2 separate regions of the Homo sapiens genome follow, and region 1 is linked to region 2. Evidence: chromatin loops called from intact Hi-C (ENCODE). Cell type or tissue: heart left ventricle. All regions are shown on one strand. Each heading gives the region's core, and the rest is flanking DNA. Links, peaks and the distances in the headings are about the cores only.

Region 1 (8,340 bases), core at 162-8,161, 71 kb before region 2:
AAGAAGTCATATGCCACTTGTGCAGAACAATCTGACAGTACAGTGGTGTTTTTGTTTTATTTTTTTTATTTTATTTATTTATTTATTTATTTTTGAGACAGAGTCTTACTCTGTCATCCAGGCTGGAATGCAGTGGCACAATCTTGGCTCACTGCGGCCTGCACCTCCCGGGTTTAAGTGATTCTCCTACCTCAGCCTCCCAAATATCTGGGACTACAGGCATGTGCCAACATACCTGGCTAATTTTTGTATTTTTAGTAGAGACAAGGTTTCACCATGTTGGCCAGGCTGGTCTCATGGGCTCAAGTGATCTGCCTGCCTTGGTCTCCTGATGACAGTACAGTTTTGAAAGCTTTACAGTGTATACTACTGTCAGTTACTTTAAAATAATTCTCAATATGGAATTTGCTTTTGAAACCAGTTATTTGTCTAGTTATTTTACATGTTTAATTGATGGTTCACTTAAGGTATTTTGAAAGTTTATAATAAAAGTAATAGCTTTTATGGAATCTTATGAGCAAATATATTTGTGTTTCTGATTTACCTCTTCAGCCTCTCTCTTTCTTTGTTTAGATAAAGTCCTGTTTATGACCACAGCTGTAGATTTGGTAATAACAGAAGTACAGGAGCCTGTTCGATTTCTCCTGGAGACAAAAGTCCGCGTTTGCTCACCTAATGAAAGATTATTCTGGCCCTTCAGCAAACGTAGTACTACTGAAAATTTCTTTTTGAAACTAAAACAGGTACTGTATTTTTCTATTAATATAGAAGGGGGAATAAGAAAGGAGAAATCACGTCTGAGGCTGATTTCTAAGCCCTCAGATCTTTAAACAGTCATGTGTATTTTAAATATATTAAGAGGAAAAATTATATTTTTCATATTTACCCACCTACTTGTCATTTTTATTGCTCTTCGTTTCTTCCCAAAGATCCACATTTCCATTTGGTCTCATTTACTTTCAACCCGAAGAACAGCATTTCTTTAAGTATAGATCTGCTAAAGATGTATTCTCTTAAACTTCTCTAGATGAAAATGTCTGTTTTTGGCTTTCATCCCAGTAGGGTATTTTCACTGGATAGGATTCTGGTTGCCTTTTTTTTTCTTTCAAGATGTCCTTCCTATTCTTCTGGCTTTCATTTTTATTGTTGTTGTTGTTGTTTGTTTGTTTGTTTTTGAGATGAAGTCTCGCTCTGTCACCACCCAGGCTGGAGTGCAGTGGCGCAATCTTGGCTCACTGCAACCTCCGCCTCCCGGGTTCAAGTGATTTTCCTGCCTCAGCCTCCCGAGTAGCTGGGACTAAAGTGTATGCCAGCATGCCCGGCTAATTTTTTTTTTTTTGTAATTTTAGTAAAGACAGCGTTTCACTCTGTTGGCCAGGCTGGTCTCGGACTCCTCACCTCAGGTCATCCGCCCACCTCAGCCTCCCAAAGTCCTGGGATTACAGACGTGAGCCACCTTGCCCAGCCAGCCCTTCCATTGTTTTTGATGAGAAGTCAGCATTCATTTATGTTATTGTTCCTCTGGGTATAATGTGTCATTTTCTTCTTGCTGCTTTTAAGATTATTCATCTTTGGTTTTCAGATGTTTAACTGTGACATGATTAGGTACGGTTTTCTTTCCGTTTATCCTGCTTGGGATTTGTTGGGGTTCTTGCGTTTTTAAATTTATGCTTTTACTTTTAATTTTTAAATTTTTTTTTTTTTAACCAGATTTGGGGGAAATCTGGCCCATTATTTCTTAAACTTTTTTTCCTGCCCATCTCTCTTCTCTTTGATTCTGGGATTGTAATTATGTATATTTTAGAGCTTTTGATATCTCTGAGGCTCTATTTTTTCCCAGGCTTTTTTCTGTTTTCTTCAGATGGGATACTTTCTATTAATATGTCTTTAAGTTCACTGATTTTTATCAACTTTTAATCTGTTAGAGTCATTCAATGAATTTTAAAAACATTTTCTATATTTTTTGTTTTTAAAATGTCTGTGTGGGTTTTTTTTAATCTCTGTTGTCTCTTGATTTCCTGTTTGTTCTTTTACATTGAGCAGGTTTTCTTTTAAATCCTTAAGCATAATTACAGTACAGCCACTTTAGAATTTTGCCTGCTAATTTTCATGTATGATGATGCACATTTTTGTTTCTTTGTAATTTTGGATTACAAGTTAAACATCTTAAGTGATGCATTGTAGAGACTGTATTCTGTTACTTTCTTCTGAAGAGTCTTGATTTTTTTTTTTCTTAAATCGGGCAGTTAACTTGATCAAAGTTAAACTTCATACTCTGTCTTTTTTGTGGGTGGGTAGCAGCTAAAATCTCTGTTCCAATCTTTTACTCTTTTTTGGCCCCCAGTTGTTCTACCACCTACTGCTTCCATTTTTACTTTCCTTTGTAGCAAAACTCCTTGGAAGATATCAAGGTCACCACTGATTTAAATTGCTAATCTGAGTCCTCATCTTGACCTGTCTGTAGCATTTGCTTTAGATGATTACTTTCTTTTCCTTACTTTCTTTTCCTTAAAGCTCCTCTTTATCTTGGTTCTCAGGACATCTCAAACTTAACATGTCCAAAAAGGTTTATTATCTCATCTCCATCTAATCACTTCTCACCAGCTAGAGTACAATAGTCCTCATCTGAGTCATCATTTATAGCAATAGCCTTTTTTTTTTCTTTTTTAAAATATAGATGGGGATTTGCCATGTTGTCCAGGCTGGTCTTGACCTCCTGGGCTCCAGAAGTCTGCTTACCTCAGCCTCCCAAAGTGCTGGGATTATAAGGCATGAGCCAGCACACCTGGCCTAGCAGTAGCCTCTTTACCCATCATACTGTTTCTGTCTTTGTCCCCTCTTGATTTCTTTTCAACATAATAGTAGCCTAAGGTCAGATCTTATCACTTTTCTGCATAAAACCCTCCAGCCTTGTTTTACTCAATAAAAGCCAAAGTTTTACTCAGTAAAAGCCAAAGTGCTGGGATAACAGGCTTGAGCCACTGTGCCTCACCTTATTTTTTATTTAGTAGAGATCGGGTTTCACTATGTTGGCCAGGCTGGTCTCGAACTCCTGACCTCGTGATCCATCTGCCTCGGCCTCCCAAAGTGCTGGGATTACAGGTGGGAGCCACCGCGCCTGGCCCTATTTTTTTATTTTTTTAACCAGACTTTTACATACTGATAATGCCATGTAACATACTTTTATATTGTTTATTATCTATTTTGTATGTTAGAGTCCTCTACTAAGGAGAGATTCTTAATCTGTCTTATTTGGTGACTTATCCCAAGTACCTGGAACATAGTAGTTCTCAATAAATATACGTTGAATTGATTTTATTTACATGCAACTTCTGTTTTCTGTTACATAAAATGAAAGTGTATGTGGGGCTTACTTGAATATACTTTTCCATATTACATTTTTTTATTTCGATAGCAAGAATTTTGATTCTAGTATACCCAAGTTAGCCCTATTGGGTATATTTAGAAAAAGGAAATAAGCAGAGCAGGCATGGACACTTATTTTCAGTGTTGTCCTAAGAGACAAAGTAAAGCTGAGTCCCAGCACTATTCTCCCAGCTCTTCATTGTAGCAGGAGCAGAGATTAGGGGTCGTCATCTAGAACTTGAATTTGGAGTCAGAGCACATGGATTTTACCGCTAGCTTGTTAACTTTGAGCAAGTTCCCTCAACTCTCTGAGTCTCAGTTTACTAAATTGTAAATTGGCAGCATAATAGAATCTTCCTCATAGTGCTGTTGTGGCATTAAATTAAAAACTATACAACATGCTTAGAATAGTTCCCAGTACATAGTAAGTTCTCCCTACGTATTTGCTGTTATTATTGAGAAGGATTATACAACCTCTCTGGGACACCAAATTAATAAAAAAGCACTAAGTCATGAAATCAGAACAGCATTGATTATTTAGATGGAGGGTGAGCCCCGGGAGAAGAACGCATCAGAAATTAAACTAGTTTACAAACATCACTTTGAAAGTTTAGAGATTAAGAGAGAATGATCTTTAAATGTTTCTAGATGGTCTGTAATCCCAGCCTTTGGGAGGCCGAGGCTGGCGGATCACCTGAGGTTGGGAGTTTGAAACCAGCCTGACCAACATGGAGAAACCCTGTCTCTACTAAAAATACAAAATTAGCCAGGCGTAGTGGCGCATGCCTGTAATCCCAGCTACTTGGGAGGCTGAAACAGGAGAATTGCTTGAACCCGGGAGGTGGAGGTTGCATTGAGCTAAGATCACACCATCGCACTCCAGCCTGGGCAACAAGAGCAAAACTCCGTCAAAAAAAAAAAAAGTTTCTAGATGGTAAATAGAAATTAGTTGTATATATATTTTTATTATATATATATATTTTTTTTTTACTTACTGGCCTGAGAATAGTTATATAATAATTTTCAGTAAAAGTTGTATGTAAAAATAGTTCTGTTTAATTAGCATTCTAACCCTTTAATCTCATTTTAGTGAACATAAATAAGATTCCCCTGATCTTGCATTTCCTTTTGACATCTAATGTTATACAACCTTGGATTCAAAGACTGCATGGGTTTACAAGGTTTTGTGGTTGGGTATAGAAGAATATATCTTTCTATGGAAACAAATTTATTTAATTTTATTTTTAAAAATTTATTTTTTATTTTTAGCAACCATAATCAGAGCTACATGTTAATTCAATGTAAAACTTTTAAAATATTATCATACAGTATGTTATTCAAATAATAACATAACTTCTATTAATAACTTAATTTTTTTTTAGTTAGGCTAAAAAATGACTTGACAGGGTAAACCAGCCAAAAACATACCTGAAATGCAGCCTAAGAGACTGCTCTGGACTCTTTATTAAGGCTACAAACTAAACTTAAGCCGAGTTTTCACTGTTTTCTTTGCAAAAAGCAGAAGTGTGTATGTGGAAGCTCGGGGGAGAGCAGGAAATTCCCGATGATAATCTTTTATTTTTCTCCTTATTTGGATAAGTCTTTGTGTTTGTGCGGGGATTTAGGGGGAGTGCTAGGGAGTGGGAAAGGAGAGGTAGAATGGGAAGAATTTGAACAACTTTTCGCTGTCTTAAAGCATTTAGAACACTGTTAATCTCACCCCTTGTAACTTAATAAACTAAATGTATTCCCTCTTTTACATTCATGGCATTAAAAAGTATTTGAGGTTCAACTGTGACCATCATTGTCTTGGCTACTTCACTTTTTAAAATCTTAGGTAGTTTTCACAGTGATTCAATGAGGATAAATAGTATTTTCACTTTATAGATGAGGAAACTGAGATCCAAAGATATTTAGCAGTAGATTTTATGGGATGTTATATGAACAAAACATATATCTAAGCCTTTTAAAAGTCTCTGCCAGGACACTCTCCAGAGAAACATGCTACTTTTGTCTTTTCATCTATAAGAGTATTTTTAGGATTTACTGAAATTAAGCATAATTTAAAATTTTAACCATTTTCCGTTCTCCTTAGACTGAAAAGGAAACAATGCTACAAAGCAAATTTAAGAATATACAACATACAGCATTTCTGTTTTTTGCTGCCAGTATAGGAAAACAATATGTAAATGCTTTTTAAGACCTGTTTAAAAATTGATTCTTTTTCCTTTCACTAAAATTATCTGGTGACTCAGCAATTCCTTTTATCCTGGAAGCCTTCCCATCTGTGAGACTGTTATATTAAGATAGCATCATAGTAGAGAAGAAACTAAACATTAGTAGGGACAGGAGGATTGCTTTCTTGGACTTAAATTTTCTTATACTACTTACTGAAAGAGCAAGAAAATGAGCTAATGAATAGATTTTCCAATAGTGACATAAGGCGAACAAAAGACCAATTAAACATTCTTATAACTATAGAATAATGTCATTTTTATTGCCAATTAAACTATAGGGGTCTTAAAATCTTTCATAAAATTACTGTTTTATAAATGAAGAAGCTGATATCTGAAAGACTAAGTGGTATGGCCAATGTTGTACAGATAATTAGTATAACTATAACTGGATACCCGGGCCTCTTATTTTAATTTGCTGAGAGTGTATGTGTGTGGTACACACATTCCTCTCAAGATAAAAATATACAAATGCTTTCCATTCCACTGCTGAATTGAGAGGTGTGTGATATTAGGTTGTTCCAGTATTTCTGATGGGAAGTGTGATCACTTAATTAAGGTGGTGACCACTGGATCTCTCCTTTGTAAAATAGGGTTTTTCTTGACACTTAGCAAGTAATCTTTGGGGGTGACGCTTTGGCAACTTCCAAATATCCTGTATCTCAACAACGTCTTTTTTGTTTTTTTTTTCCTTCACTCTGCAGCCCAGCCTGGAGTGCAGTGTCAAAAGCACGGCTCGCTACAGCCTTGACCTCCTGGGCTCAAGTGATCCTCCTACATCAGCCTCCCAAGTAGCTGGGATCAAGGTGCACTACCATGCCTGGCTAATTTTTTAATTTTTTGGAGAGACGGAGTTTCACCATGTTGCCCAGGCTGGTCTCAAACTGGAGTTCAAATGATACTCCCACCTCAGCCTCCCAAAGTGCTGAGATTATAGGCATGAGCCACTATGCCCAGCCAATAACTAATTAACTAATATTTTTAGTATCTGTTGGTGATATTTACCTGATTCAGTTGAGTTCATTCACGTATTTTCAGTAATAATTTGACATTACAGGATTTTCTTTTTAAAATATTTATATGCATATATTTTATTTACAGTAACAGTAAATAATTTATTTGCCTTATCTTCATCAAAATCTAAAAAAGTCAGCCAGGCACGGTGGCTTATGCCTGTAATCCCAGCACTTTGGGAGGCCGAGGCAGATGGATCACCTGAGGTCAGGAGTTCAAGACCAGCCTGACCAACATGGCGAAACCCTGTCTCTATTAAAAATACAAAATTAGCTGGGTGTGGTGGTGCACATCCGTAATCCCAGCTACTCGGGAGGCCGAGGCAGGAGAATCACTTGAACCTGGGAGGTAGAAGTTGCAGTGAGCCGAGATCGCGCCATTGCACTCCAGCCTGGGCAACAAGAGTGAAACTCCATCTCAAAAAAAAAAAAAAAAAAAAACTAAAAAAGTCTTGCAGTTAATAATAGAATTATTGGGTGAAATTTAAGATTTTATGGAACTTCTTTTTGTCCTTTGAATATGTTTCAGTAAGATTATAAAATGGTTGCTGTTTAAAAATCACTGGGAATAATTTTTTATTGTGGTTCTGTTACCGTTTGACATATAGTTAGGTTCATTTGTTTCCATTTATTTTAGCTTAGGGGCTTGGGATTTTTTTTTTTCCTTTTTTTTTTGAATATATAAAATACTTATAAATGTCATAATTATGTAGAAATGTATACTCGGAAGTCCGCTTCCATTTGTATCTCCTTACCCCCATACCCATAGATAACAATTATTATTGGTTTATGGTTTATTATCCTGATTTCATTTTTGTGAAGATAAAATTCTGTATATTTTTAACTTCCTTCTGAAATAAAAATTAGCATACTCCATATGTCTTATCCTATACATTGCTTTTTAAACTTAATATATCCTGGGGATCATTCCACATCAGTGCATAGAGATTTCCTCATTTCCGTTTTAATGGCTATTTAGTACTGTCCTATTTGGATGAACTATGGGCTTTTCAACCAGTCTGCTATTGATGGACACTTGGACTGGTTTCCAGTCGTTTGCTGTTCCAAATAATGTTGCAGTGTGGAATCTTATGTATGTGTTATTTTGATTTTATGAAAGTGCATCTTAGAATAGACTCCTATTAGTATAATCACTGACACATAAGGTGAACGTACATATGCTATTGTTATATTTGCCAAATTCCCTTCTGTAGAAGGTGTAACCATGGACAGGGTATGAGAATACCTGTTTCTCTGCAGGGTTGTCGAGTGTGTTGTCAGACTTAAGGATCTGTGAGGCAGTGGTGTCTAAGAATAGTTTTAGTTTATCCTCTGCCTTTTTAATGTATAAGGGTGACTTTTCTGTGAATTTTCTATTCATATCTTTTGCTTATTTTTCTCTTTGACTTTGGTCTTTTTCGTCTTTATTTTCAGAACCTCTTTGTATATTCAAGAGAGATTAACCCTTGGAGATATGATAGTCCTCCCAGTTTGTCACTTATCTTTTAGCTTACATCATGGTGATTCTTTTTGGGTTTGTCATGCAGTTTCTTCTTATGTACTTGAATATATCAGTATTTTCTTTTAAACCTCTCTGGATTTGAGATCATAGTTAGAAAGGCTTTCCTAACTCCCAAGTTACAAAAAGAATACACTCTTCTGTTACTCTCCTGTTACTTATATGGTTTCATTTTACTCTTTTAGATTTCTGATTCATTAGTATTTTA
Region 2 (8,340 bases), core at 264-8,263:
TCATTTGCTGCCAAGAAAAATAAAAATAAGAATTCCAGAGGAACCCACAAATGGTTTCAGAGTAATCTCACTTATCAGAAAAGTTATTACTGGTGTTGTGGAAAGAATTATATTTTGGTGTCTTTGCCAAAAGAGCTTTTCCCAGAAAGAAAAATGAATAACATTAACAGTGTTTCGTGAGCGCATGCTGTATATGAGGTGCTGACTCAAGGTTGAATAGAACATCACCCTGTCCCTCACAAAGCCTACCATCTGGCAGAGAAGATGGACATGTAAAATGCAGTGTGGGGCTGGGCTTGGTGGCTCACGCCTGTAATCCTAGCAGTTTGTGAGGCTGAGGCAGTAGGATCACTTGAGCTTAGGAGTTTGAGACCAGCCTGGGCAACATAGTGAGACCCTGTCTCTATTAAAAAAAAAAAAAATGCAGTGTGGGCCAGGCACACTGGCTCACACCTGTAATCCCAGTACTTTGGGAGTCCAAGGTAGGAGGATAGTCTGAGCCTAGGGGTTAGAGACCAGCCTGGGCAACGTAGTTGAGATCCCATCTCTATAAAAAATTTTTAAAAATTAGGCAGGCATGGTGGTGCAAGCCTGTGGTCCAGGCTACTCAGGAGGCTGATGGAGCAGGATCCCTTGAGCCCAGGAGGTTGACGCTGCAGTGAGCCATGATTGTACCACTGCACTCCAGCCTGAGCAACAGAGCAAGACCCTGTCTCTAAAAATAAAATAAAATGCAATGTGGTAATAATATAATAATAACCATGCATGTATAGCAGGTGCCATAGAGGCAGAGAAGAGAGGAATTCATTCTGGGGGAATTGAAATAAGTTTGGTGCCTGAAGGAAGAGTGCATGTTTGAGGCAGAGAGGGAAAGGACATCCCAAGGAGAGGGAACATCATGAACAACAACAAGGAAATACGAAGTTTTTTTTAGCGCAGAAGTGGTTTTTCCTTAATCTTCCCTACTCCTTCGCCACAGGAAATGCAGTGGTGATAGCTGTATTCATTGTAAAGAAAAAGTTAAGATTGGAGAGAAGTATTGGCACCACTTACTGTCTGTCAAAATGCTGTCCCAGTGTGGGTAGCATCCTCCAGGGTTCTGTATTCAAGGTCCTATAGTGCCACCATGGCCCACAAGTGGCTACATTCATTTACATTTCCTCTGTGTGTTTTATTTTCCAGGCTTATTCTGTGTATGATGAAGAGATTGGTTATTGCCAGGGCCAGTCATTTCTTGCTGCTGTGCTCCTTCTCCATGTGAGTAATTAGGTCTCTGTTATGACTTAACACATGGCCTCCCTCAGCTTATACTAACCTTAGGCTTGAGCATGGTTTTATATTGGGTTTGGACAGACTCTTAAGGCATGAATTTTAACACCTATAGCTGGAAACTTTTTCCTTAAATTAACTTAATGTCATTGTGGAGGAGATATATGATGAGAATAAACGGCAATGTTGAAAACTGGTACAGGGGTAGACTTCCTTTTTATTAATAGGATGATTGGAGAGACTTTAATGTTGGTTGAACTCTTGGGGACGTTTTATCTTCTCTAAAGTAGCCGCTGTCATTAATACTTGTTTTGAGATTTAGGTATTGGGGTAGGAGGAAGGCGGAAAAGTTGGTTTTCTTTTAGTACCATTTTATTCATTCATTGGCTTAGCAAACACCTTTGCCCTCCACCTTTTTTATTTTCTTTCAAATCCACAGAAAACTCTAAACAGTGTTAAGGTGAACAGTCTTTATCTAGTTTACCAATTAATATTTTCCACACTGCTTTTTCTGTTTGTCTCCCTCTGCATCTCTTTTTTTCTCTTTTCTGCATAAACACACATTTTCTTTTTTACTTAAATTGTTTTTTGAAATTATTCTTGAAAGTAAATAACAAACATCAAGACTTCTAAATACTTGATCATATATATGCCTTCTGGGAGCACAGAATTCTGTATCATAATCATAATACCATGATCACATCCAAGAAATTCCACATTGATTCAGTAATGTCTGATACACAATACACATTCAATTTTCTCCCAATTGTCTACTCCATAGAATCTAGCTTTTTTTCTAATCAAGATCTAATGAAGATTCAAATATTGAATTGTCATTTCTCTTTATTCTTTTAATCTAAATTACTCCTTTGCCTTTTTTTGTGTTTCATGCCATTGATAGTTTTGAAAAATTCAGACAAATTGTCATATAAAATGTCCCACAGTCTTGATTTGTCTCATTTTCTCATGATTCAGTTTAAAATGCTTGGCAAGAATACCACACAGGTGATGTCAGCAAAGAGTTTTGAGTACCTGTTATGATCTGTACTGTGCTGAAGATCAGAGGTAAATAAGAGACATGGTCTCAATCCTCCTGGATACAGAGCTTGTGAATCCAACTAGCTTTAAGCACATAATCACACAAGTATATCATTTATTACTTTCAGTGGTGCTATTAAGGTATAATAAAAAGTTTGGTGTAAGATTGTAACAAGGGAGTCTTACTTAGATTAAAGGCTTCTCAGGGGAAGTGACCTGTAAGGAGCAGCCTGGAAAATGATAAGGGATATCATTTTCTTTTGCTCTTTTCTGTGTTAACTTTTCAAAATGTTGTTATGAAAATAATAGATCTATTTGAAAAGGGAGTAGAGAATAGAGTGTTAATGGGAAAGTGAATGGTACAGTATACAGAAGTCCTAAACTGGGGAAACACTTGGTGTATGGGAGGAACTGAAAGGAGGACAGTGTGACTGGAGTATCCTGAGTGACTGGGAGTTGAGGAGAGAGCTAGGGAGAGCTTTGAAGCCCAGATAAGGAGTCTGAATCTTGCTTTTCTAAGCAACAGGTATTCAAGGGTATTAAGCCATTTTGTGTAGATTGCAATACAAGTTTGAGTATCCCTTATTTGAAATGCTTGGGACCGGAAGTGTTGTGGATTTTGGATTTTGGATTTTGGAATATTTGCATTATACCGGTTGAGCATCCCAAATCCAAAAATCCAAAGTGTTCCAATGAGCATTTCCTTTTAGCATCATGTCAGTGTTTAAAAAGTTTCAGATTTTGGAGCATTTTGTATTTTCAGATATGGGTTGCTCAACCTGTACAAGTAAAACAAAAACCACTTTGGTTTTTCTTAACTGAACCCAGCTTGTTGCTATTGGTAGTCATGTAAAAATATGATAAAGCTATGACATGAATAAAGAGGTTGACTTTTTATTTTGTTTTGTTGTTTTAATGAGACTTTATATCTCAAAGTCCCACAAGCCTGGGTGATTTATCTTCGTTCTCACCTTCAGTTCAAGGACATTTATCCCCTTGAAAATGGGTTTTCCAATCAGACCCTCCATGTCTTGTTTTGAACTCTTGCTGCTTGCCAGAGTGTTATAAGTGCTTGTTTAGAGTGAGGGGAGATGGGCTACTTAGCATCAGAATCACCACTGTGGGTTAGGCCACATCTCCTTGCATGTGGCAAAGTGAAGTTGCCTTCCATGACAAAGACTTCAAAGATCTGGGCTTTTGCCCCAGATACTCTTAACTTACCAGTAATGATCTGCTATGCTTTTCTCACTTATTACTTAATCTGATTTGCTCTTTAGTTCTGCTTTCTTCTCAGTGATTTCTGTGCTCAGCCCGCCTCCATCATCTTGTTCCATAGAAGCCTGCCCACCTTCTTGACTTTTTTGAAGGCTTGCTACATTCACACCAATCCTTAAATAACATTTCCAGTGCTTCTTTTTTCTCTTTTGAAAATATCTTGCCAAGTTCTCAGGGAAATAATTATCCATAAAACTATGGAAAATGTAGGTATTATTATAAATGTAAATAGAAGTGAAGGAGGCTTTTGTAGTACTTCAAGCATTACTGCAAGCCTTAGAATATGTAAGGTTCTTCTAAAACAAGCTATATTTTTAACAGTGAGGAAGAAAAACAATTTTGCTAGAATGAAATAGCAGCTAAGGGAGGAAAAATGGTTAAACAGAGGTCCCAGGATTTGGGAAAGATGACACCTACACTGTATATCAGCCTATTTCTGCTCAGCTCAAATTCTGTCCTTTCTACAAAGTCTGTTTCTGACTGCCTTAGGCAGATACAGGCCTTCCTGTTCTTGTATTATCACTGATGTCTAATTCCTATTACAGTTATTTTAATACTGGCTGTGTGAGAGACTCCTTGAGGACAGGAACCATACTGACAAAGAGTAGTCATTGTTAACTATTCCTTGTTTGAGTGAATAAATGTTTTAAACACAACCTTAGGCCTGAGTTTCTGCATAGCACTAAATTTTCTGGTAAGGCAATAATATAAAGCTGGATTTAATATCCTGAGAAAACTTCTGTATGTTTTGTGATTCCCCACCGCCATCCTCCCTACCCAACAACTTGCCTATCTGTTACAGATGCCTGAAGAACAGGCATTCAGTGTTCTGGTCAAGATCATGTTTGACTATGGGCTCAGGGAACTTTTCAAGCAAAACTTCGAAGATTTGCATTGCAAATTTTACCAGTTGGAGCGCCTCATGCAGGTAAAAAGAGAAACCAGCTTGTGTTTGACAAAAAGAGTACAGGACTAAGGAGCACCAAATTGAGGAAATGGTGCCAGGGAGCATTGGTAATTGCCTTAGCGATCCGTGGCTAAGGATGGGTTTCATTTTTATCCTTTATCACTATGTGATTATGATGCAAAGATTAACAAAGTGTTAAACTTTCACACCTCATGGATGTGAGCTGATAAACTCCCAAAAGATCAGATGACTTTGTTAGGGGTCTTTTCCACAGCTAACTCAGTCAAGAAGTACTCCCCAAGGCTCTGAAGCTGACTGGTTAGGAATCTCATAACAAAAGTGAAACAAACTTTCCCAAATGTTTTTTACTTTGGAGAGAAAAACAGGCTTTCCAAATACTTGTCACCATTTTGGGGATTCCTCTTTCTTTAGAACAAGTTTGTGGTCTGGAAAAAAGAGTTGAGTGCCAGCTTAATACCAGATGATAAGTGTTCTAAGCACTTTGGAGATTTTTAGAAAAACACAAGTATTTTACTTTTTTGGCCTATTCCTGGTAGATTTATGAGCCTCCTTAGTGGGAATTGGACAGATGCATATGTGCCCAGAACTAATTGGTTTGCTATTTCAGGAATACATTCCTGACCTGTACAACCACTTCCTGGATATAAGCCTTGAAGCACACATGTATGCCTCCCAGTGGTTTCTTACTCTTTTCACTGCAAAATTCCCTCTCTACATGGTCTTCCATATCATCGACCTGCTTTTATGTGAGGTATGTATCAGAGGCCACAGCACTTTGGCTTTTGTTTGCAGTGTACTTGAGGAGAACAGATTCTGTTTTGAGTGTCAGCTCTGTCAAAACAGAATTGGTCTCTTTAATTATTTTATTTTATTGCTAGGAAATCTAGGTTTAAGTGACTTCCTTGGACTAAAGCTAATGATCGTATTTGTTAAAGGTGTACTCTGAAAAGACGTACTGAATTAGACATTTGTATTAGTTCATATTAGTTTTGGCTGTATTGAATGAAGAAACCCAAAGTAACAGTGATTTTAAAAAATAGCTTTTTGCTCTCTTGTGAAAAAAAGTCAATGTTGGCAGTAGCGTGCCTTCCCCTCACTCTGGCTGTTAGCCGTATGGAGGAGTAGCACACCAGCCATTATATCATATTCAAGCCAGGAGGATTAGAGGATGGGAGAGGGTGCCTCCTCTGTTTTCAAAAGAGACTTCCTGGAAGTTCCATCCAGTATTTCCACTTTATGGTCAGAACTTAGTTACATGACCACACCTAGCTGCAAGGGAGACTTTTTAAAAAATAAGCTGAGCAGGAATTTGCTAAAAATTAGAGATTTATTACTAAAGAGAAAATAAGATATTAGAGTAAATAACAGTCTTTGCCATGACGTAATTTTGGATTTTGTGTGGTGTGTTTAAGAAAAACATAATTATAAAAATAATATATGTTTATAGAAAATATAAGTAAAAATAATTTAAAATACTACAAATCCCACTGTCTATAGGTTACCTCCTTTAACAGTTTGGTTAAAAGCAGTATCCTTTCAGCCTTTTTTATGTGTTCATATATGTGTATGTATAATTACTATACAGAATAGTATGGTTTCCATATGGATGGAACACTATATATATTATGGTTCTCCTATGTGTATATTTAAAAATATGATTGTTATTTATACTCTTTGGTATCCTCTTTTTAAATTTCATATACTTGAACATACACATCTGTACTATCCTTTTTAATTATGCTATATTCAAAACATACAAAAATTCATAAAGAATTTGTATCTACCACTCAGCTTGAAATATTCTAAGAAACAGAAGAAATAAATATTACCAAATATGCCGTTTTTCTTAGTTGCTGCCAAGTATCCCATTATTTGGATGTGCTATACTTTATGTAACCAATTTCTAATCACAAACCTTTAAATTGTTTCTAGCTTTTTAGTAGTATAAACAACCATCTGTTAAGTAGCTACTAAAGGCCAGGTGGCATGCTAAGTAATTTACATAAACTTTTCAGCTAATTATCTCAGAAAACCCATAGGAGAGTATTAGTTATGGAAACTGAGGCCCAGCAGCTTAAGCAGTTTAACTTGATCAACAGATGTTAGTGCTTCCTCTCCTTTGTTCTTAGCCCCAGGATTTGCAGAATGGAGGGAGCCTTGAGCAGATTCAGTTCTGGAATATAGGGCTTATCGACAGAGTGGTTGCTGTGCATGGATTGGGACAGCACAAGATAAAGGAAAAGTTCCCCAGGAGTTATTTCCTGAGAGATCACAACTTTATGACTGATCTTTTGGTTTGGAAGCATGGAATGCTTTGGAAAAGCATTTCTTATTATTGAATATGAGAACAGGGCAAGAAAAGCTCTTCTCTCAGAAAAAGGGGAAGCTAGGTCTTTAAGCAGCTTTTCAATGGCCCTTTAGTTTTTATTTTTCAAGGTAGTTCTGAGATAATGCATTTCCTTCCTTAAGTTTTCACAATTTCTTTAAAAATGTGGGGTATAAGGACAAATAGCATAATAGTCGAGATATAAAAACTGACAGTGTTCTTTTTGTCTGTTCTCTTTCAGGGAATAAGTGTTATTTTTAATGTCGCCCTTGGATTATTAAAGGTACTCATTTATTTATTAGCTGAGTTATCTGTCATTCCCTGCTCTGCACTTGCAATACATTGGTTGTAGTCTCATTCTGAGCAGTCACTGTGCACTAGCATTACCCATGACAGTGGATGTATGCAGGTGGCTCTGACAAAAGCGAAGAAATATCTTCTGGGGATTATAAAAGTGCTGGAAATCTAGCATTACCCCTAACAGTGGATGTATGCAGGTGGCTCTGACAAAAGCTAAGAAGTATCTTCTGGGGATTGTAAAAGTGCTGAAAAGTGCTGAGAATATAAAAAACTTCTTGTGCATCCTTATAGCAACACATTTTTTCTATATGTGTTTGTATTTTCTTCAAGACTTCGAAAGATGACCTGCTGTTGACAGACTTTGAAGGTGCCTTGAAGTTCTTTAGGGTTCAGCTTCCTAAGAGATACCGCTCAGAAGAAAATGCAAAAAAACTAATGGAATTAGCCTGCAACATGAAGGTAAAATAATTTTGCATTAGTTAAGATTCTGTTTTTCACTTAGTGTCTCACTATTCCTGATCATTTATAATACATAATTATTTATGTATTATATTTATAACATTTATAATACATATTAGTGTTAACATTTATAATATATAAATAATATTAATGATGTTTTCTTCTGTATTATATAACTCTTAACCTTTTTTTCCCCAAAATACTTTCCTATATATTATAATCCTACGAATGAAATCTCGTTGTCCCCCCAACCGCCAAACTATAGAAGAGTATTAATATCCCTGTTTTGAGACAAATCAAAACAAAAAGAGGTTGTAGTTCCCTAGTTGTACACCTGGTTAGTGGCAGAATTCAGGTTTCAGGTTTCATGATTTCTTCTACTGTGCTGGTTTTTTGTTTTTGTTTTTTTTTTTTTCTTTTTTTTGAGACAAGGCTAGAGTGCAGTGGCACAATCATAGCTCATTGCAGCCTGGACCTCCCAGGCTCAAGCGGTCCTCTCACCTCAGCCTCCTGAGTAGCTGGGACTACAGGTATGTGCCACTACACCCAGCTAATTTTTAACTTTTTTTTGTAGATTTGGGTTCTCACTATGTTGCCAAGGCTAGTCTCAAACTCCTAGGCTCAAGTGATCCTCCCACATTGGCCTCCTAAAGTGCTGGAATTACAGGAGTGAGCCACCACGCCTGGCCTTAACTTTCAACATTTGTTCTGGTCAGAAGTTCCCTAAAACAAAGCTAATAATACA

The links. A loop is a pair of places that touch in the nucleus more often than their neighbours do. Peaks named below come from ENCODE experiments on the same cell type or tissue, not always from the same donor. Only the 100,000 strongest peaks of a DNase experiment are listed, where the experiment ranks them.
Region 1: a loop joins it to region 2, with 3 times the contacts of the local background. A loop is called at or near these places in 2 of 110 quality-filtered maps.

What each region holds. Positions count from the first base shown.
Region 1 is chr9:122,998,024-123,006,363 of GRCh38, forward strand. It overlaps RABGAP1 (RAB GTPase activating protein 1), which reads left to right. Exons shown (of 26, transcript NM_012197.4): 10 at 574-743. Among named protein-coding and RNA genes, the nearest start is that of GPR21, 31 kb to the right of the region's middle. In heart left ventricle, for the core only: no CTCF peak of the experiment used is centred there; no DNase peak of the experiment used is centred there; H3K27ac peaks cover 1,302 bases.
Region 2 is chr9:123,069,168-123,077,507 of GRCh38, forward strand. RABGAP1 (RAB GTPase activating protein 1) reads left to right here. Exons shown (of 26, transcript NM_012197.4): 15 at 1,183-1,257; 16 at 4,385-4,510; 17 at 5,118-5,261; 18 at 7,078-7,119; 19 at 7,467-7,595. Among named protein-coding and RNA genes, the nearest start is that of MIR600, 38 kb to the right of the region's middle. RefSeq lists an enhancer at 3,155-3,828. In heart left ventricle, for the core only: a CTCF peak has its summit at 5,204; no DNase peak of the experiment used is centred there; H3K4me3 peaks cover 683 bases; H3K27ac peaks cover 1,476 bases.